4 separate regions of the Mus musculus genome follow, and regions 2, 3 and 4 are each linked to region 1. A link is a loop called in an ENCODE intact Hi-C map of the cell type or tissue named here. Cell type or tissue: heart. All regions are shown on one strand. Each heading gives the region's core, and the rest is flanking DNA. Links, peaks and the distances in the headings are about the cores only.

Evidence for each region. Hi-C counts contacts between places; a loop is a spot of excess contacts. Peaks named below come from ENCODE experiments on the same cell type or tissue, not always from the same donor. Only the 100,000 strongest peaks of a DNase experiment are listed, where the experiment ranks them.
Region 2: a loop joins it to region 1, with 2.1 times the contacts of the local background. A loop is called at or near these places in 5 of 42 quality-filtered maps.
Region 3: a loop joins it to region 1, with 2.5 times the contacts of the local background. A loop is called at or near these places in 5 of 42 quality-filtered maps.
Region 4: it touches region 1 in a loop (2.3-fold over the local background); 3 of 42 quality-filtered maps call a loop at or near these places.

The regions. Positions count from the first base shown.
Region 1 is chr1:138,909,561-138,915,275 of GRCm38, reverse strand. No RefSeq gene overlaps it. Among named protein-coding and RNA genes, the nearest start is that of 1700019P21Rik, 35 kb to the right of the region's middle. In heart, for the core only: CTCF peaks have their summits at 1,769 (motif pointing left) and 2,870; a DNase peak (open chromatin) is centred at 2,785; H3K27ac peaks cover 1,040 bases.
Region 2 is chr1:138,854,305-138,860,019 of GRCm38, reverse strand. 2310009B15Rik (RIKEN cDNA 2310009B15 gene) reads left to right here and starts at 3,166. Exons shown (of 3, transcript NM_001081226.1): 1 at 3,166-3,439. The coding sequence starts at 3,203. In heart, for the core only: no CTCF peak of the experiment used is centred there; DNase peaks (open chromatin) are centred at 3,199 and 3,419; H3K4me3 peaks cover 541 bases; H3K27ac peaks cover 326 bases.
Region 3 is chr1:139,080,353-139,086,067 of GRCm38, reverse strand. Dennd1b (DENN/MADD domain containing 1B) reads right to left here. Exons shown (of 22, transcript NM_001166501.1): 10 at 4,795-4,895; 11 at 140-185. Among named protein-coding and RNA genes, the nearest start is that of Gm41960, 84 kb to the left of the region's middle. In heart, for the core only: a CTCF peak has its summit at 2,482 (motif pointing right); no DNase peak of the experiment used is centred there.
Region 4 is chr1:139,154,158-139,159,872 of GRCm38, reverse strand. The region is part of intron 19 of Dennd1b (DENN/MADD domain containing 1B); the gene reads right to left. Among named protein-coding and RNA genes, the nearest start is that of Gm41960, 11 kb to the left of the region's middle. In heart, for the core only: a CTCF peak has its summit at 3,281 (motif pointing right); no DNase peak of the experiment used is centred there.

The sequences.
Region 1 (5,715 bases), core at 478-5,477:
GCTGGGATTAAAGGCGTGCACCACCACGCCTGGCAGAATGAACTTTTGAATAAGACACCAAAGCAGTGTGGAAAACAACAAACAAACAAACAAACAAACAAACAAAATTCTCCAAATTGCTTATATGAACTCTTTAAGGTTTATGCATGTCAAAGAGACATATTAAATTTCAGTTCCTGAAATATTTTTTCTATTCCCAAGATAAGGCAAATTCTTCCCTTTTCTTTCGACCCACCAACAAGAAGATTGTTTTCTGTTTCCTGACAAGTAGGTGGCATAAAACAAAACCTAGGAAACTCTGGTTCCTTAATAGTTTTACTCTTATTCAAATGACACAGTTTGCAACTCAGACACAGTTTATTAGGCCCACTATGTGGCAGACACACTTTGGAATTTAGAATTCATACAGAAAACTTTAGAATCTATTGTTACATGTCAGCCTATGTACTACTATATTCCTTCCTGCCACTCAAAAAAACCAAACAAACAAAAACCTATAACATCAGCCACATGGTGGTGATGCATGTTTTTAATTCCAGTACTCTGGAGGCAGAGGCAGGCACATCTCTTAGTTTGAGGCCAGCATGTTCTACAGAAGAATGTGTTTCAGGACTACCAGAGAAACCCTGTCTCAAAAACAAACAAACAAACAAACAAACAAATGCAAAAAACCATAACCATCTAATTATCATTACAATGATTTGTCTATATCCTCTCAGAGGTTTTTGAGCTTGCCAAGGCTTGAGTTTTTACGTAAAGTGTTCATTTTTCTACACCCCACCCCCGTGTCTAATACAGGGTTAGGCATAAGAGAAGACATATAGTAAATATGTTGAAATACATGGGTGGAGAAAAATAAAAAGCATAGCAAAAACTGAATCCCAGGGGTCAAGGATGCTCAAGACCATATTGTTAAACAGCAAAGCTGAGACTAGAATTCCAACTTCAAGAGGGAGTTAGTGAAATATAATGTCATGCTCATATTCACTGCTAAATTTGCAAACACTGAGAGAGTGTAAGAAAGAACAACAGGGGCAGAGGGGGGGGGCAACGTTCTTTGGTACAAAACAGGTAAAACAATTTTCTTTTTAGTCTGTCTGGCTTCCCAAACTCAAAGCATCTATGATGCTACAAAGATGAACCTTATCTGTTCAGAGAAAGACCCTCGTTGTTCATGGTATGTTTACCATGAATAAGCTAGAATTTATTATTCACGCTCCTTATACTACATATGACTCCCCCCCTCAAATAGTTGGCAAAAAGCAGTAAGTCCTTCTACTGTTTCCTTCAGTTCCACTATGAGGTCCTAATCACAGGGGTTTATCACTCATAATACTAAATTATTATATTTTATGTAGAAATATAGAAATGTTCAAAGTGTATATATTAGTAAAATTTAAATATATTTATCACTTTGGAATTATCCCACAGAAATAAATTTATAACATTTTTTAATAACAGAAACAAGTGTGAATACATGATCCAAAACTGTTCCATGGAGTTTCCTATATTTGGACACAGGTCAGAGGTCGGCACATTCTGCAGGCAAGAGTTCCATCGAATTCTGGGAAACCCTTATCTTTGTGGCCATGAAAACTCCCCTGCCAGGTAAGTACAACACAAAAGAAAAAATCTTCAAATTAGGGGCTGGAGAGATGGCTCAGCAGTTAAGAGCACTGACTGCTCTTCCAGAGGTCATGAGTTCGATTTCCAGCAGCCATTGGTAATGGGATCTGACACCCTCTTCTGGTGTGTCTGAAGACAGCTACAGTGTCCTCATATAAATAAAACAAATAAATCTTTAAAAAAATCATCGGACTAAATAAAATTTGATATTGTCTTATAGTATGTGTCCTTCAAAGTCTGTCAGCTACAATCATGACAGAAAACACGAGAGTAGAACGCAGCTCCAAGGAACGCGAGGGAAGACACGCTACACTTCGGATTTTGAGTTATTTTCATTCATGGTAATAATTGCCAAAAGACAGGGTCATTTTCCAAGAAATTTATGTTTTGTTTTTTTGGACTCTCTGCTCCAGCTGGTGTAGCGATTTCAGAGTACTCCGTTCCAAATCTCAGTTCCAGCTCCTCGCTGTTTTATCTCCCACCCTGATCACCAAGGAGGGGCTCACAGGTCCTGAGGGGACAGAGGGAGGGGGAAGGAGGAGGAATTCCTCTTGACTCTTAAAGCCCAGTGTTGACCCACATTTTTTAGGGTGATATAGCCATTTAGACACACTGACTACAGATATACTCCCTGCTTCTGGTTTTTTTCTACGCAAGGGAAGACAGGCTGTTTTGCAGTAACCTTTTCCACTCCTGCCCACGCTGGTGGCTCCAGACCATGCTTTAAATCATTGTCTTCATGAGCTACAAGTAAACGCTCTCGCAAAGCGCTTCAAATTCAATGGCATATTGTAAATCACATGCTGGCTTTTTCAATTGCCTGGACATTATTTTTGAAGATCTTTAACTATTTTTTTTTAAGTGCAGCAGATTTGTGGGAAAAAAAAATTGGCCAAACTTTCTATATCATTTGCCAAATTCTGAATTTTAACTGTAGACTTTCCATTAATCTCATCGTTAGTTTTAATAGATGTGCTCTTTGGTGCTCAGTAAACAATAATTTCCTTTTACTGATTATGATATTGTCCTTCAGAGTCAGGTCTCACCAAGTCACACAATGACTTCCGACTGAAAACTCTCCACAATGTCTCCTAGCACCCAGGGGGATAAACAGAGATGGAAGCCAGACCCATTTCTCACTCTTGTGAAACACCTTGGCTCCGTTAGCGTCCATGTCCTCCTCAATGTGGCAATGCTGTCAGGCTTTTCCTCACGTAGTTTCGACAGCTTCCTAGTGCGCCCTCTCTGTCCTTAGAGAACACAGCAAAGGTTTCTCTTTCTTCCTGTGCCGAGAATTCATTTTGAACATTTTTCTGGTGTGTCAGCTTAGGTAATCACACAGACATGCTCTACCAATGATGTCATCTTATTTGTGTCTCTCTAAGTCCCACCTACTCTCACCATCCTCTGTACAATGAAAACGATAGAAAGCTGTAGGTGCTGAGAGAATATACACACATAAACAAACTGCCTGGCTCATGCTAAGTGCTAAACGTGTTGGTATACTTCTTCCCTCTGTGCCCTACAATTTAATTTGTTTTATGTGGCTCAGTCCTGACCTCCCAATAAAATGCCCCCAAAGAAATAATTATATATACCTTTACTTTGAAGCTTACAAAACTATGTTCTGGGAGAAGCCTGTGGGACTCAGGAGAAGTCGTAGGGAGATAATCAACTGGAATTTGAATTAACTTGTTTCCTGAAATAGATTAATGAATGTTTGTGGAGACTGAGTTGGGTGCTCATGTTGGGAAGAGAGGCTCTTGGTACTTCTTGCTGATATCCTTGTGGGCAAACCTAAACAGTCTGCCTGACTCAGTGCTGGCTCTGCCACTTGAAGAATGCTTCTGGGACTCCCCTTCCTCTTCTGTGAAATAGTGGCAGTGGTGTTCCTATTCATTAATTGGTTCTATCAAATGAGTATGCAAGCATATGCACACATATGCAGTTTCATTCACATGAATGGCATATAAATGCTTGCTGCTGTAATGATTTTACCATTGTTGTTGTGCTGTCCTTAACTGTGGACAAGATGCAGCAGGAAGCATGATAACTTGGTGGAAGGGTGCAGTCTGTATTCAGACAGATCTGGCAGGTCTATCTATATCTAACTTGGATATATCTATATCTAGATATAGACCTGTCTATAGCTAACATATATCCCATATATATTAACTCACTTGATACCTGTTCTTTAGTATACAAAACAAGGCCAATACCTGTATATTATTACTTTCTTATCTCTTTAGATGTGATGATAGTTCCAAAACTAGGGTTGGTGGCAGGTGGTATTTACAATTCCAGTACTTGAGAGCCTGTGTGTGGCTCTTAAAAGGACCATGAATTCAGGGCAAGCCTATGCTATCGAGGGAGATACTGGCTCCCAACCTTGCAAAAAATATACTAATTATAAAGTAATTAATACTGTGGCTAGTGCAAAGAAGGTCTTAAAAATGAAATTGATATGGATATCATTGTTGTGTTATTTTATTTCTTTTACTTTAAAATGGGCCATTATTTTATTTTTATTTTTTTAATGAAAGAAATACTAGCTAATTAACAATGGGCTATTAAGATAAAATGTATTCTATTTTCAGGTAACAAAGAATAAAGGAAAATGTCTTAAAGGTTGATTAAATATACTAGTTTTGCTACATGAAGGATGACAAAATAATCCTCTGTAGCACATCCACAGACTTGGAACTAGAGGCTGTGGGAAGCAACATTTGAAGTATAGCCAGTCCTTCGCTGGGTCAGATGTTTCAAGGCCTGAGGGTGTGACAATATTGTTTTTGTTGCCACAAGCACGGCAGAAAGCTACTGGGAATGTATGTCTTTACATGGATTTTTTTCTTTTCCCCCAATATCTTGACATAAGTGATTCATCTAAACACAGTGAAACTAAGCTGTTGGTGGAATGTTACCATTATATATTATTATAATGGCCTGCTCCCAGGCATCTCTGTTTTAAACTCTAAACCAACCTGAACATAAACTGCGTTTCCCATCTCTTTAGTTTGGTAGATTTTTCCTTTTTAATTCCAGTTATACATTTTACTTCATTTGCTCTGGGTAATCATGAGAAAAGTTTCTCCTTTTCTTTTTCTGGTTCTCAGACCCTACAGAATAAACTGAATTGGGAGAAGCACTGCGACCAGATGTTTGATAGGCACAAGGAAAACAAAGAGAAATCTTTATTCTTTGGGGGAAACTAAATTCCGAGAGTGTGGCCCTGACCGGGTAGACAAGGAGCTGGGCTCTCTCCTTGCCTGAGCACATCTTCTGATTAGCTTTGCTTGAAGGCTGACCGGGATGGGCACAGTGTCTTTCTCATTCACATCTAGGCGATTTGGGGGTGTTAAATTTTACACAGAGAACTAAGACCTTTGCAATGCCAGAATCTAAATCATTCCTGCCACGGAGTCTAGTCTAGCACCATGCCTCATCAGATAAATGCTGCTTGCTCTGTGTCATAAGAGGTTTGGAATCAGCTAACTTTAAAGTTTTACAATATAACTATTTCCTTTTCGTTCCTACTTGTTCTTCATTCAATATCAATCTCTAAATGGCTTTTTAAAGAAATTGTGCCTTATTTTATTTCCAAGAAATGCTAGGGTGTGCATTCCTAGTCCAATTGGTGAACATATGGCTCTCATCTTCTTGGCACTACAGGGTGGAAAAGGCCAATTATCTGAGATCAAGAAAAGATCACAGAATAGGAACGTGTGTGGTAGAAGGGCGACACCCATGCATATTTGCACAACCTTTCTATTTATAGCTGCAGCATGTATGTGCTGCCTCCAGCCAACAGGGATATAGTTGGTGTCCACTGGAGAGTATTAGATACTAGCCAAGTGCTGGAAGACATTCCCCCTCCCATGCAGCAGGCACTCCTTTGTGCTATTTTGAAGCAATGTGGGCAAGACTCTTTGTTACAAAAATAATATAAATATATTTCCTAAGTACAGCTAAACAGCAATTATTTAGATGCAATGGTAATACTACTGAGTAAAGCTGGAACACACACACACACACACACACTCGTCCCACCACACCAATTTAAGATGGAACACAGTCAATTGGCCACAG
Region 2 (5,715 bases), core at 449-5,448, 55 kb after region 1:
ACTTGAAAATCCAACTATAATAGCTTCATAATAAAATGAAAACTTCACTTACTTTTCTAGAACCATGACAATACACCATGACCAAGGCAACTTACTAATGAATGTGTTTAATTTTGTGGCTCACTGCCACGCACTCCCGTAGAGTCAGCTTGACAGGCCGAGAGGCCTGGAAGCCATTCACGAGGTGGAGAGTTTCAGGGAAACTCACCTCCTGGAGTCTGGTCTTCTTTCTAACCCATACATTAATATTCCATTCCCGCGTTAGTCTGGTGTATGGATCCACGTGCTCTTTTTTAGTATTATCTTATTATAAGTGCCTTTTAAGATTGAATTCTGACATAGCTTAGTCTTCACCAGTGTTCCAACGTCCTAGAAAGTCCTTGAGCTGACCATGGGCTTGGAATTCAGTAAGAATGTTGCTATTCAGTGACATTCAGAATTGCCTCTGGTATTACACTATCACTTTGAACAAAGCTAAGTCACTGCCCTACACAGGAATTTACCATCATCTAGGAAGAAGGAAGTTTGAGACCTAAGGAAGAACCAGAGTAGATACTTAGAACTATAGATAGCTGAGTTACACCCATTCACACGTATTTACAATGGCCTAGGGGGAAGGTGGACTATACAATAGACTAAAATAGGAACTATGGCAAGGGCACGAAGCCCTTGACCCTGGCTTCTAAGATTAAGTGAACTTTAGGTGGAGCTTTTTTTGATCCCAGTTGTTAACAATGAATTCTATCCCTGTTAGACCTTCTGTGTTTGTATTCCTCTGTTTTGTGTAAGAATCCAGTAACCTATTTGTACCTTGCTGGTGTGTCACCCAACTTCCCTATTTTCTTCTGTATAAAAAGTTTGATGCTCAATTTGACACATTACATTCAGATTCTACACAACCTCTCCTGTGTACATCTGTCTGTCATTCCCTCCGATGCTTTGCCCACTTGCCCCAGAGACCCATTCCATGCAGACAAAGGGATCCAGAGGGTCTGTGGCAGCTCACAATTTTAGAGTGTTATCATCTATAAACATTATGGTGCAGAGTAAGGCAGGAGGCAGGCAGGCAGGCATGATGCTGGAGCATCTAATTTACATCTAATTCATAAGCATAGGGGCAGAGACAAAGAGAGAGCTAAATGGGAATGGTGTGTGCTTCCTGAACCTGAAAGCCCACCTTTAGGGGCACACTTCCTCCAACATCTCCTAATCCTTCCCAAATAGTTCCACCAACTGTGGATCAAGTGTTTAAACAATGAGTCTACAGTGATTGTTCTCATTCAAGCTCTACATCTACCTTCTGAGCTTGGACTTGGTGCTCTCACTTTCATACAGCTTTGGCTAATGTGAATGGAGGAGTCTCCGAAAAAGAAAGAATGCACACAAAGATGAGCTAAAATTCAAGGCCAATGGGGGCCTTTCAAAGCAAGAGACACGGGAAAGAAAACTGGATGCTGATGATCAGATTAAACCTGAAAATAGATATTTAGAATGCTTTGTGTTGTTAGTAGTGAGTTATTCTCTCATCTCATTTCAACTTTGATTACATTTTAAAGGTGCATCTGTAAGAATGCAAGCAGTGGTATCATGTGACTAATACAAAGATCAGCCTGTGTGCCCAGAGGCATAGACTAACCAGGATGATTCTTTTTCTTAGACTGGGCTATAGCTGGAACTCAGTAGGTAGCTCAGGCTGGCCACAAACATAATCCTCATGTCTCCACCTCTGAAGCCCATAAATCTAATTTTGTGGTGTTGGTTGGGGGCGAACAGGAACATGACCTATGCTTAAATTCTCAAGTTTAATGATAATCATGTTGGGTGAATTTAACTTTGGTCCCATCTTTCCAGATTTCCTTAAAGTCCCTCAGAACATCAGGTAGTCTTCAAATGGCAAATATACTACTCCAATGTAAAGGAACATTTAAACACAGGATTCAAATTTATTAATTCACTGAGTTTTACAATATACCAATAGAGTTGTTTCCATCTGTGATTAAGGACATCAAATCGGGGGCTGGACAGATGGCTTAGTGGTTAAGAGCACTTCTAGAGGTGCTGAGTTCAATTCCCAGCAACCACGTGGTGGCTCACAACCATCTAAAATGGAACCCAGTGCCCTCTTGTGGTGTGTCTGAAGAGAACAACAGTGTACTCACATACATAAAATAAATAAATACATAAATCTTAAAAAAAAAAAAAACAGGGCTGGTGAGATGGCTCAGTGGGTAAGAGCACCCGACTGCTCTTCCGAAGGTCCAGAGTTCAAATCCCAGCAACCACATGGTGGCTCACAACCATCCGTAACAAGATCTGACTCCCTCTTCTGGTGTGTCTGAAGACAGCTACAGTGTACTTACATAAAATAATAAATAAATCTTTAAAAAAAAAAAAAAAACAACAACCCAAAACCATCAAATTGTGGTTTCGGAGTTGCAGGGTAAATCAGTGTAAAAAGGAATTGAATTGTCTTTGGTGGCTTTGACAACTTTCTCCTGTCCAACTAACCCACTCTTGCTAAGGATTCACTCCTGCCAATAGCTCTTTACACCAAAGAGCACTAACTACTCAATAACACTGCCTACTCTTGAAATTCAGGCTATGGCATCCAAGGCTGGGGGTGCTGTTAATTTAATGAACACATAAAATTGTTTCTTGGGATCGTGCTAATTTCCCTAAATTTTGTAGGAGTATGGGTGTCACTTTCTCAGACAGGATTTTAGGTTTGGTTTTGTGAAAACTTCACTACACTCTTTGTGTGAGACTTTTCCTTGATTTTCATTCTAGAGTGAGCCAATGAACCATATCACCAAGCTTGTGATTCCAGCTTCATTCCTGTCACACATGACCAGCAAATACGCAGCCTTTTCTATATGGGCTGAAGGTGCTTTCCTTCTTATTATTTTTTTAAACAAGTATGATTATGCAGAATACGATCTAGCTTGATAGGAAATGAAAATGCTCGTCCTTTATCTGAGAAAAAAATAGTAGCGACTTTAAGAGTAAAGAAGGCACCTTCTTCCAGTCTTCATATGCATAATTTTCTTTGCAGAGGACCCAGATGGAGGGAGCTGAAGACTGAGAGGCAGCCCAGTCTACACTGAACAGTGCTCCGCCTCCCCTCTTCGCCCCGCCCCTAGACCGACCCCGCCTCCCCTGCCCACGCCCCACCTCCGGCCCCGCCTCCCACCGCGCCGGCGCCATGGCCGCCCAGGGGATCTGGACGCTGGCGAGGGTATCGCTTGGGAGGCCACCGCCTCGGGCCGAAGGTTTCCGACAGCAGCTCAACTCAACCCTCGGTTCGACTTCCGAAGGAGCCCGCGGCGGCTCCGCGGCCGACTCGTGGGGAACGCCCGAAGGAGAACCAAGGCATCCAGCGAGCCGAGAGTTAACTGCAGCGGAGAGGCACATCGTCGAGCTGCACCGGGCCGCCTGCGCGGTGAGGCCCGCTCCAGCCTGCCCCGCGCGCGGCCTCTGCGCCTGCGCGCGCCCGGCCACCCGACCCCGAGGCGGCCCGGCCGGGAGGTGTTGGACCTCCGGCCTGGGGCGGGTCGGCCTGGGGCGTCCGCTCAGAGGGTCCTGCGAGAAACCCGGTCGCACTTTTGCGTTCCGGACAGAGAGGTGTCTGCCCTGAGATGGGAGGCTCGCGAGGCTCGGTTTTTGATCTGCGTCCCAGCTAAAGGCTTGTCTCGGTTTGTGTGTGTGCGCGCCCTCCAGCGTGTGAGTGTGTTGTGTGGGGGAAATGGGTGCTGAGGAACTGAGGGTAGGACTGAGCTCTTACAGGGAACGTATGTAGTACAGACATGTTGCCTGTGCGTGATAACTCGAGCAGCCTGCCATCCAGTGACTTTAGTAATGCAAACATAAGACAGACGCTTTACATTTTTGCCCCGTGTCCTCTCATCCTTTGCCTCCAGTCCAAGTGAGCGAAAGAAATTATAATCAGGCAAGTTTGCATTTTTCCTTAGGCATTCTTAAATCACCTTTTCTTCTGGTTTATGGATTTGACAATTGCTTGTCACCACCAATATCTAACCTTATCTCCCTTCAGTTTCCTGACACTTTAGAATACAATAGTTTGAAGATAGCATTATTTATATTTTAAGTTTTATAATGATGTAAGAGTGACTTGTAATAAATCTGTGTATTAAGCTCTGTGTTTGGCTAGTACTTGATAAGACCACTTATTTGGTTTGGCTTGAGACACAGGCAGAGGCAAACCTTGAACGTTTCCTAAAGTTGACACTCAGCCTTGGGAGTAGTATGTCCCAAAAATCCACTGTCTAACCCCTTCATGTGTTGCAAGTGAATAAAGATTTATCGAAAAATTATTGACAGCCTTTGACCGTTCTTGCTTGTGCTCTTATTTTAAGTATAACAAACACATGCAGTTTGTTTCCACAAGTCACCATACAAATATGGTTTGTAAAACCCAGAAGTCTTATCATTTTTCAAGGCAAACAACAGTGGCCTGTATAGATTGGTTCGATCAACATAGCAAAAGGAAGGCAAGTATTTGCACCGGGGAACCCACAACCTTTTCATCAGTGGGGTTTCACAGGTCATGTGACTGTCCAGGAGACCAGAAGCAAACCCAAAAACATGCTTGGTATATATAGCTCCCAAATGACAGTATTTTTCCATGCCTCAAGGGAGATAGCGCCTTATCGTGCTCCCATTCCTGCACTGGCTATCTTGCTTTCCATAGACATCTTGCTCTCCAGTCAAAGCGTCAGCAAACTTGCCTCATCTTCGTTGCCATCTTTATCCAAGGCTCATTTAGTGAGAAGAAATTGTGTGTAGGCAGTCAGCAAACTTAGAGGTACGCCATCCACATGTAGAGCAACCTGCTAAGCTTCCGGATCGCCAGATAATTGTCTCCAGAAAACATCCAGAAGCTAAGCGAAGACTATAAAGGCTTTGCAGTGTTTCGTTTATTTGCCTTCCAGGTCGTCAAGCATGAGCTTTGTGGGAGGAGAAAGAGAAAAAAGGAAATGAGGTTCTGACAGTGGGTCATTCTAAAGTAGTGTTGGGTGCATCTGGTGCCACATGGCCTTGGGATTTGAGAGCAGCATTGGGACTTGCTAGTTTCTTAACTGCCCTGATCTATTTGTGCAGCAATGCCTGAGAGTGAACCCAGACTTGAACTAAAATATAAGTTGACCTGAATGTCAACCATAATGAGTGACATCATTAAGTATAACGCTGGATAGCTGAAGTTCTTGATGACCAAATGGAAACTGTTTGCCAGAGGCCGCAAAACTGGTACATGCCTTGCATCCCAACACTAAAGCAGACAGGTTGGTTGTGAGCTTGAGGCCAGCCTGATCTACAAATCTGTGGGCCAGGCAAGGTCATATAGTTAGAGCATCAGCGAGAGAAAGAGCAAGGGAGAGAGAGGGGGATATGCATGTCAGAAGACCTGCTGCCTTCATGCATATTTTAATGAAAGTCTATAGGCAGGAGTGATACACTGAGTTTCTAATGGTCAAAGTGCTATATAAAAACCCACTGGGAAGTTCCCCTATAAAATCTGGAGGCTAAGAAACATCATTAATGTGATATACGTCCGAGGGAGGAGTTACAATTTGCCTTTCCCTGCACACACTGTGCTTTGGGGGATTTATTTTTTTAAATCATAATTGCATATAAGTGGGAAATGCATCCCTGAAGTTTGAAGTGGTATCCTGGAAGTTGCTGTTGATCAAGCTTATT
Region 3 (5,715 bases), core at 282-5,281, 170 kb before region 1:
TGAGTAGTTCTATAATGTCAATCTCATACATCCTAGAAATAGTCAAATATGCTTTTAAAAGAAACAAACAAAAAACCTCTTTTATCTATTACTTCTAATTAATTAGTTTTATAACTATCTTACTGTAAAAGATACTCACCTCTATGAGACTGGAGTGTATTCCAATCAGGTATGGCATTGGGGCACTAAATTAAAAATATATATGTGTGTATAGATTCATATAGTTCATTAAAACTGAAACAACATTAACGTCATTCAAATGCTCAAAAATTAAAGTGCTCAGTCTACCATAAGACATTATAGTTTTTCAAAATTATGTAATGTACAAAAGTTAAATTTAATCTTCTAAGCCATTAATACATTTAAGAATGGTTTATATCAAAGTCTCTAAAACCCTTATTTTTAAGTCAAAAGTTCTATATCTAAATAACATTTTATTTAAGAAGACTATCAGGGTGTAGGTCAAAGGTACTGGATGCAAATACATTCTAAATGACTGTCAGAAGTATCTCCATTTCCCTTACACACATCTCTCCGTCAGTGACCTATGATGTCACGGGCACTCAGGCATAGGCTTTATCACTGTGTTCTCCCTGCTCTAGAGCAGCGAGGAAGACACTGTCAGCCCCTCTGTGCCCTTGTCCTTGTGCACCTTCACATTCATTTGACTTTCGTTGTTATTGATAGAATAGTTTAAATAAAAAACGTTAAGTCTAATAATGACTTTGAATTAACTATTTCAGGTCATAACTTCAGAACCATACAAGATCCAGGCACCAGGAAAGAAACTTGGATGCCGTGAGAAACAATGACACACTTCCTCCTGGGTCTTACACTCCAGCAGAAAATACAGATGCTACGTCATTTTAACATGCTATCATACAAACTAGGGAAATGTTAGAAATCATTGTTAGGAAATAGAAGATGCAATGTATTCATCTTGAAATTTCAAATTATCAAAAAGAAAACCATGAGTGCAGACGGATGTCCATAGAAATAATAAATAATATGAGAACAAATAACTTTTTAAAAACACACTTTTGAGAACTCTTTTATAGGTATCTCTGATCTTTAGCCTTTTGCACTAACACAAATCCTGCTTCTCAAAGGCTCTTCTAATGCTCTGAGCATCACTGTTAGGACACAGAAAAGCCCAGTCTCCTCTGCACCTTGCTGCAGAGAAGCAGTAACAGCTGATGTTACCAGACAGCCTTGCCATTGCGACCTCTCAAGTCATCTCAGAATGTTCAAAGGTCAGTTAAGAGTGACTGAACAGTAATCTATATATCCAAGATCCCAGAAACTCGGAGCCATGTAACTTCTCATTACTGTGTACACGCAAAATTTCACTACTACGCTAGTAATTCACATTGCCTGTCGCTTTTGCTTAGCGTAGCTCAGAGACAAGTGGGATCACTGAGCATCGCTGTATAGTTTATTTTTTTCTCACTAGTTTTTAGCAAAATCCAAAACATACAGATGCTTGAATACACTGCAGTATAATTTTCTAAAATCGTAAATGACAGAATGCAGTTTTGATAGAGCCAAATGGATTGGTGTTTCTTTCTCACTCGATGGTACATATCCTACCGTGGCACAAGCCAGCTCTCCTGGACAGTCACTTTGCAGTCCTAGCTGGCCATCCTACTTTGATGAGGGCTTTGGTGAATCAGGAGGGCCCAGTGCTGACCCAGATGCTCTATTGTGCACATGTAAGGCTGTCTCAGGGCCTGCTGTCTGTCTGGGAAACTATTTAAAAAAGACAGTGCAGACAGCACAAAACTAATTCTTCTTTGTGGTTGAACTTTACTCAAAATCACTTTTTTCCTTTCTAAGTTTACTCATAAAGAAGTTGCCCTGACACATACTATTGCAGCAATCACGTAGTCTAAAAGAATTTTTAAAAATTTTTTTTCTTCAAAGCTAAATTTGAATATTTGAAAGAAATAATCAGGGAAGCCAACTAAATGACCAACTTAAGTACCAACTGAACAGATAAGAATTTATTATAATCCTGGTGGTCTACAGCCACACTTCTTCTGATATACTTCACAGTTTTTAAGTATCTGACAATAAATGTGCCATATTGAAGTACTGTTGTTTTGCTTAAGAAGAAAACACAAATGATGTCACTTCCTCCCAAGAGCATTTCTCAACATAGCAAGAGTGCTGTCACTACTGCTCCAGATGCCACCTTTGTCTCTTTTGTGTGACTCTGCTAGAGTTATAGGACTATTCTATACTTGGATGTGTACAGAGAGCTGCATACATAGCTACGTACATATATTTTCTAATTCCAGTGAATGAACAAGTAAAGAAGCTTATTCATTGCATTACAGATTCACAGCTTGCCAAGTAGGTGGTCTTTAAATGTTGGATGGGTGAGTGGGTGAGTTGGTGGGAGGATAGATGGATGAATAGATGGATAGACCAACAATGTAGTAAAACCGTCAAAGGAACAAGATGTGATATTCATCTATGGTCACAAGAGGGCATTATGGTCCTCCAAAGTCTAGGGCGCATCACCAATACCTGGTGCAAACAGAAATATATTTTATGGATCCACAACTATTTCAAGATTTGCAATATCCCAATCATTCTGAAAAGTTAACCAAGATACATGTACTCAGAAAATGTGGCCCCATTTGGAACTTGGTGTGAGTTATTTGCTCAATGACCTTGAGACCCATGAGAATATTTTTTTCTTCCTTCAGCATATATCAGTATAATCCTAATATCAATGATATAAATAGAGAATCATTTTCCTAGGAAACTGCTCAATCTACCATATTTTCTGATAAGAGAAGGAAATTACATAGATGAATAGATGAAAGCTGAAACTCTCATATGACTTTAAGGCTCAGAAAGTTTCAAGTAAGACCCTGTATGGACACTACTCTCTCCTCTGAACTAAGGAGTACCTGTCCTGGATGCTCTGAGGATTGGACCACAGTCCTAAGAGGACTATTTCTAAGCATTAGAAGCAAGCAAGCAAGTAACAGGCGAGAAGGGGAGGAGCTTCTCTACTTAGAGTAGAAGCAGCAGGAAAGACTTGACGGCTGCATCAGAATCAAGAAAGAGTGTTGGAAAGAATGTGTGCATGGTTGAGTACTTTTAAATTAACTTGTAGAAAATTTAAATTTAAATTACATGACAGAGAATTGACCTGAAAGGTGTGTTATCAAAGGCAGCCAGAACACGTTACCAAGAAAAAAAAAAAATTATGATGCCACAAATATTGCAAAAATTCTATCATTGGTTCTCAAAATGATTTTAACTGTATAAAACTTTTAGGAAAGAGATTTTTAAATGTTTAGTTCTAGAATGTTGTATATAAAAATCTACTGTCTATGTCAAAATGAAAAAACTACATTCTCTGAATGAGAAAAAAAGATTTTAAGTGTGTTGGTCAAAGGAAAACTCTAAAATGAATAACAGAAAAGCTTACTCATTGATCTGGCTTTCTACTTAAGATTTGTGTGTGTTACACTTCACAATATAATTAAATTACATCCTGTAGTTTCCAAAACTATTTTTCCTTTCAAGTTCCCCAAGGAAAGAGCTGCAGGAGTGAGTCACTGCCTACCTACTTCACAGCATGGGCAGCACTACTCCTCCACTCTGGAGATACACAGTACAGCAGTGCAATCAGTCGGGACAAGTACATGCACTGTTCTGAAGACGGCTAGTCACAGAAACTTAATACAACACCTACCATGCCTGTGTAGAAAGATGGTCTATTTAAATAATCACAATCCTTAAATACCTTTAAATAATATTTTTCTTGAAAAATTTTAAGTAACTACCATCAATTCCAAAGAACTTTGATTTTTACCAATATTGGCTTTTAGATATGAGGAAACCATCAATAACAAATGATTTCTCTTCTCCTCCCATCTTTCTCTCCCCTGCCTTGTGTGTGTGTGTGTGTGTATGTGTGTGTATGTGCGTGTGTGTGTGTGTGTGTGTGAATCATGCATGTATACAAATGCATCATTTGGAGAAAGAAATCCCAACCAATTTATTTAAAATTAAGCTCTGCATGCAGGTGTTTATAGGACGAAAACAATTCTTTCTCCATCAATACCAAAACTATTGCACTGAATTCTAGCTCTTCTGTAGCTTCACCAAATACAGTCGAAACTTCTGCTCCGAAGTCTACTCCTTGTCTAGCCTTACAATATACAAGCCTTGCTATATTCCAGTCTGAGAGAACAAGGAGGCCATTGGACATTGTTCTAGTGTCAACTGGCCTAACTGAAATCAAGATTACTGAGCGCACTGGGAGCCGTTTCTAAAGCCGGCCAGTTCTCACAGTTACTCTCATACTTTACACACTGTTTTCATGGTTGCTTTAGGCTGAAACTTTGCCTTATACCAGACTCGGAAAATCCTTGTCTTAGAAGCCAGCTCTTTGACTATACTCTGTTTTTAGGGTGCTTCTAAAGAAAGATGTGAAGGACAAGGCTGCCACTGGTAAAGGTATGAAAGCTAACCCCGATAGAGCAAATGGGATTATGGGTAGATTAGAACCCTTGTGAAATCTTTGTGCCACAATATAAAATTATATTTCTTAGTTACACATCGTTTTTTTTTTTTCTACATAACTATTGAAGAAATTTGCAAAATTTAAAGAACTATGCTTGCCAAATCTAAATTTTTACCTTTGGGGGAAAATGCTCTGATACATACTAAAGTACTCATTAAATCAAGTTTCTGTGGTTTCTTTAATCTATACTGACCAAATCTAACGGTTTTTTTCCCAATGGTGAACTCTGGCAAAGGCCAGCTTACCAGCAGTAGTCCAGCAGGTGTGGAGGAAGCACGGGGATATATATGTGTTGCCAGTACATCGGGTAGAGTAGCGCAGCCGATCCATGGAGACAGGCAGTTAACTAAAATTCACAGAAGGGGAACAGTAATGAGGAGCTGCTGACCCTCTAAACACAAAGGCATGTTCCAGGTATCATGGATGAGTGATCATCATAGAACGATTTACACAGTGACACAGCTCACACTGTTCTCACCAACTCTACATGTAAAGTCCGTGTCTCAGAGGCCCCTCTGAAAACACACGGCAAAAGAGTCTCCTTGGGAATCACATGCAGATTCAACTTGAAAACATGGTTAGCGTCAAACTTTAGACCATAAATAAAATCTGAACTGAAAAAAATCAGTGAGTCTCTTAGAAAATATTGTAGGAAATGACAATTTGTGCAGCACAGTTTGCGCATCACTCAGATTAATACAACACGATTAAATATGGGAAGAAGAGAGGCTGAGAGCCCCTGAGGGATATCATTAGGGCAAACTGCCAAGGAATGAGCCATGAGCCAGTCAGGAGAGTCTGGAAGCGGCGCTAACACCAGGGGACTGGAGCGCTCGACAGTTGGAGCTTCAGTAATGTGTGAACTCTGGGTTAGGGTATCAAGAGACGCTGCTCACTGACACACAGAATGTCACTATTGACCAGTGAGCTGCCCAAGCTTGACAGCTGTACTGCAGGAAGCCAAGTATATCATAATTTCATATTGAAACTGCTCATTCCAGATTAACATTTTGTTTCCTAGCTTTATATCACAGCAGCTGCAATTACTGTTGCTACTTTAGAGGTAATTGCCATTTTAATTGTTGTGTTTTGGCAAGCAGTTAATTAAAAGAATTTTAATGCTTAACAAAGGGATACCATTTTTTTTCTCCCTAACTAATCTTCAT
Region 4 (5,715 bases), core at 365-5,364, 240 kb before region 1:
CTTTCCTCCAAACACATTCCTCTAACTTTATTTGCTAAAGGGAGGGCATGCGAGACAGACTGGAAAGACAAAGTGCCTCTGGTAGTTGAGAGCAGAGACTGCGGATGGGCACTCAACACACTTTTCTATATCCTTATTTCATAGAAAACGAAACCCTTCCCAAGACTGTTAGGGAAAGTGGAGAAGCAAATTCCCTACAGGTGTGAAGGACAGCAAGCCCTAGGGACACCGCTGGGGAGGGCCCAGGAACTCCCCCTCCAAGGAAAGCGTTTGAATAGGAATGTCCTCTATAGGCCCATGTGATGACAACTTGACCAAGTTGCCACTGCTTTTGGAGAGAGGTGGAGGTGATGTTGGAAATTTCAGTTGGTGAGGCTTGGTGGGGGGAAGGAAGTCACCAGGGGGTGCTCCATGAAGACAAGCTGATCTTTGGCCTCTTCCTTTCTCTTCTGCGCTGGCTCTGGGGCTGGCATGAGGGAAGCACCCTGCCAGACTCACTGCTGTCATGATACTGTTGTCATGATATGCCTTGTATAACCATGAAGCAAGGCATGTGGGTGAATGGTCCTTAAATTGTTTCTTTGAGGAATCTGTCACAAGGACAGAGATGAACTCACGGGGCTGCCATAAAGGCTACAGTGGACGTAAAGGGACATGGCTTGCCTAAGAATGAAGATACACAGAAAAGCCACAAGGCCTGGACCAAGTTCAGCCCTGTTCCCATGTGGCTCAGGCAGACAAAACCTTCAGAAAGCTTAGGATGAATCAGGAAAACTGAGAGAATCTAGAACTTTCTCCACAAGTATTCTACAAAAGCAGGAGATCATAGCATCCCACTGATATGCTTATCAATAATAAAATCCAATTCCAGACACATACCTGCTTGTAATAATCAATGCCATTATAAAAGAAAATACATGTTTATTTATAGATGCAAATATTAATACACTCTATATATAAAGTCTGGAATTCAATTAAGAATTTTGAGACATTAATGAATAGATAATGCATGAGGAAATGAATCATAGCAAAAAATGGAAAATTTAAAAACGAACCAAGTGGAACTCATAGAAAACAAAACAAACCATCCTGATACAGTAGATGAAAATCAGTTCCAGACCTCATTAGCAGATTCAGCACCGATCTGAGACAGGTCAAAAGACATGGCCATAACTGAATAAAACACACAGAGAAAAGAAAGCAAAGCAAGTGAAATGAAGAACATTAACAAGAAAGTAGGGTGCAGAGCACCCAAAAGCAGAGCCTTGCCAGCAGCAGCGCGTGCAGTGCATTCTGTTTCCATAGAGGAGACTCTCTGGCTCCCCAGAACTACTCCTCTCCTCTCTCCTCTCCTCTCCTCTCCTCTCCCCTCCCCCTCCCCCTCCCCCTCCCCCTCCCCCTCTCCTCTCCTCTCCTCTCCTCTCCTCTCCTCTCCTTCCCTCCCTCCCTCCCTCCCTCCCTCGGTCTCCCCTCTCTCTTTCTCTCCACCTCCCCACCCCCATGTATAGTGGATTGTTACTGTAAATAAAATGGGCAACTATTACCTCACTGTGAAACTGACTGTAGAGAGCTCTGGAAGCACCATGTGGAAGAGGCCTCCGCGGAGGCGGGCACTTTACCATCACCTTACAGCCCCGGAGGCTGTGGTTTAGGAGTGATGTTTATGTTCCCAAACCATCCACAGGGCAGAGCTGCTATTCTGGTCTGTGTTCATCATATTATAAAAACGCAGATATTTCTGTTCCTTCCTATTAAATGACAAGGCTGATGGGCAGAGAATGAATATAGATGTCTTCCTGTATTTGTAAATCATGGTGCTTAAGAACTTAAAAGGAAGCAAGTTATCTTCAAAGCTAAATTAGCGGGACTAACACTTCTTGAGGTTCCGAGGAGACACATGGTCTCCAAAGCCAGGAAGTAGCTTACCCTGATGGTCAGATAGTTAAACGGGACTCTCCTTGATGATACATCCACTCTGTCCAAATCAAAGCACCAGTGCCGTAACAGATGCTCATTTCAATTTGCTTTTAATCTATTCTAGTTTTCTTTCTTTCTTTCTTTCTTTCTTTCTTTCTTTCTTTCTTTTTTAAACTTTAAAAAAAAATCATTCAGTTGACAAATAGAATGCAGGAAATCAGAAGTGATCCCTGGTTTGGCAAAATACTCATCCCAGAAACAGTACTTTAGGGTCCACTCTTGCTTGTTGTCCAGAGACTATGAGCAGCTGGCAATGGCAATACCCAGGAGGCTGTCTCTAAGACACAACAACTGGCATAAGACGTCTCAACTCAGAGGATGCACACTTACCCACATGGGCACTTGCAACAAACATGGCTTCAAGCTGGACATTGGGAAGCCAGGTTTTAAGGGCTGTTCATTTGCTGGGTGACACCAACTGTGATTTAAATCCCACTACCCCTTAGGTCTTTAACATTTGAAAACACAAATTTGACCAGTGGTTTTACAGCTTTTCAGTGTAAGAAATTATTAGTCAACACAAAAACAATATGATTAAGTATTAAATACCTCAGTGAAGAAGAATAAATAAGTGATCCTTTGAGAAATGGCAAAGATCCTGAATTTATAGTGGGACTAGCTACTGTGCACTAATGGCTTTTCCCACCACCAATACCAGCAACTGATCTCTGACAAACTTCAAAGCAGAGCCACACAGGGGGTAAATGCAAAGCAAAACCAAACCAAACCAAACCAAGCCAAGCCAGACAGGAGAAAGCATCATTTCCTTATCCTAAGATTCTTGAGAGAAAATAAGAACTTGTATACAGAAATTGGGTATTTTTATACAGAAATTGGGTATTTTTGGAATAGAGAATTGTTGTTAATTTGATCAGAACTCTGAAAGACTGAATAGGAAGGGGGGAAAAAAAACCATAAAAAGTTAAAGGACAGAAAACAGAGGGAAAAATCTGTTTCCATGTTTCTATATAAAGTCTAAAATGGAAATATTCATTAACCAGATTTACTAAATGGAAAAAATGAGTATATTTTGTCTTTGTTTCAAGATTTTTATAATAGTTATTTATGGAAAATGAATTTAAAGAGTAAAATTCTAACATTAAAGTGTTAAACTTTAAAATTTTTAAAAATTATATATGACATATTTACACAAATATGACCATTTTCCATTATGCTTTGTAATATACTAAGCATTGTTCTGCAAAGTTAAATTGAAGTTAAAGCCCAGTTTCTGAAGGGTGGCTTGAATGCTTCCTTCTGCGCCTGGCACTACAAATTGACTTCTAAGGAAAGTTCCACAGAATGTCCACTAGAGGGCATGCTTGCAATCCAGAACCCACTTTCTTTTTGAAACAATTTTAACTACAACCAAATACGAAATGTTTGAAAGAAATAGTGTTCCATCGGAGAAGGTGACTTCTTTCTAATTATCAATACTGTATTTCACCAGAAAATCAACTGTATAAGTTACTGCCATTAGAATAAATTATGTTAAATCCAATATGAAGAGCCCCTAAAATCCGCGTTGCTATAATGTGCTTTTATTTAGGCAATACTTCTTATGGTCATGTTCCCTTAACGTATTTCAAAAAGTTTTATCCTTTAAAGTGTTTTAAAACATTTCCCTATTACTTCAACTAGCAATTGACCTTCATAGTACCTTCAATATTGAGCCAAAATAAACAGAAAATCAAAACTGGTTCTTAGAGTTATTTGTCTTCATGAGTCCTGCTCAGAAGGAAGGAAACCATTCCTGGTTCTGGACTTGGCCACCTCCCCAGTGCCAGTGAAGACATCAATCTTGAAGGAGCTACAATCACCTCACTAAACCAGCACAAACTCTACATCTTAAATCTCTCTCCTTATACCAAAGATACGTCTAGTCCTCGCCCCTCATCAAGGAAACTTCTCTTTGCAACAGATGAAAAATGTTACAGAAAACCACTACAGATCCACTGTGGAGTCAGGTTCCAATGGAATACATCTACAGAATAATATTAAAATAATAATAATATCCAGCACCTAAGGCTCAGGGACATTGTAGGGCAGAGGGCAGAGCATGAGGTTCAGGGAGCTTACTACGAGATAGATGTGTCTCCTCATAATATCAGAAGCTACAACTAACTGAGCAAGGACAACAACAGACATGTCTGATGTGGACAGGAGGAACACACCAATGACAACAGGCTACTACAAATGCTGACGGGGAGAGACAGGCTTCTCCAGTGAAAAGTACTGGCTGGGTATGGATACCAAGTGGTCAGCCCTGAAAACATACATGTAGTAATAATGTATAGGCTGAGGAGACTGTACTCAGGAGAACATGTAGATATGTATGGACACTTAGTGAAGACAGACACCACAAAGCTGAGGGAAAACAGGTTCGGGTACGTGGAAAGGCTTGGTGGGAATGCTATAATTTCCAACAATAAAAGTAATAATTATATGTCTTATGTAAAACTTATTTAACAAAACCAAGTAGTCTTAATATTTACCTGCCAAATTTCTCCTCTAACCCATGACAACACAATTATTTTTCTTGATTTGTTGCTTATAATTACTTTTTTCTTGTGACGAAGTAAGTGGCTTCTCCCTTCAGAATCATGCTAGGTAACTTAGGCTGACTTTGAACTTGTGACATTCTTTTTTTTTTTTCTTTCCATTTTTTATTAGGTATTTTCCTCATTTACATTTCCAATGCTATACCAAAAGTCCCCCATACCCATCCACCCACACTCCCCTACCCGCCCACTCCCCCTTTTTGGCCCTGGCGTTCCCCTGTACTGGGGCATATAAAGTTTGCGTGTCCAATGGGCCTCTCTTTCCAGTGATGGCCGACTAGGCCATCTTTTGATACATATGCAGCTAGAGTCAAGAGCTCCGGGGTACTGGTTAGTTCATAATGTTGTTCCACCTATAGGGTTGCAGATCCCTTTAGCTCCTTGGGTACTTTCTCTAGCTCCTCCATTGGGAGCCCTGTGATCCATCCATTAGCTGACTATGAGCATCCACTTCTGTGTTTGCTAGGCCCCGGCATAGTCTCACAAGAGACAGCTACATCTGGGTCCTTTCGATAAAATCTTGCTAGTGTATGCAATGGTGTCAGCGTTTGGATGCTGATTATGGGGTGGATCTCTACAAGTGGCAACTATACCAACTTTTTACACTTCCTATGTCTCAACAAGAAGTGCTGCCATTTATTATAGTTATAGTTTACTTCAGAGTCCACTAACTCTTATAAATAAAATTTTGGCATTAATATGTTACCATAAATTATACACAATTTCATATGAGTTTCTTGCTTTTCTTATAAGCTACATCATATAATCATATCTAAGTTTTGTATTTTAAATTGCACTTAAATTACTTACATTTGTAGGTAGACATTATGCACATTTGTAGTGTATAAAACAGTCTATAAAACATAAATTATCTGATTATCATTTTCATTGAAGATGATAGGATGGTGAGATTTTGTTGATATGCCCACACATCCTACTGTGGCTATGAAATGATTTGTTTACAATTCTCTGTGGGATATATATATATATATGTGTGTGTGTGTGTGTGTGTGTGTGTGTGTGTGTATGTATACATCTATATGTGTGTGTATACATATATATGTGCATATATATGTATACATACCTTTAGGGCACAATTTTTAAAGATAAAGTATACTATTTATAAATTATAAACTTGCCATAGCTATTTAGTTCTGTTAGAATGGTTTGTAAACAA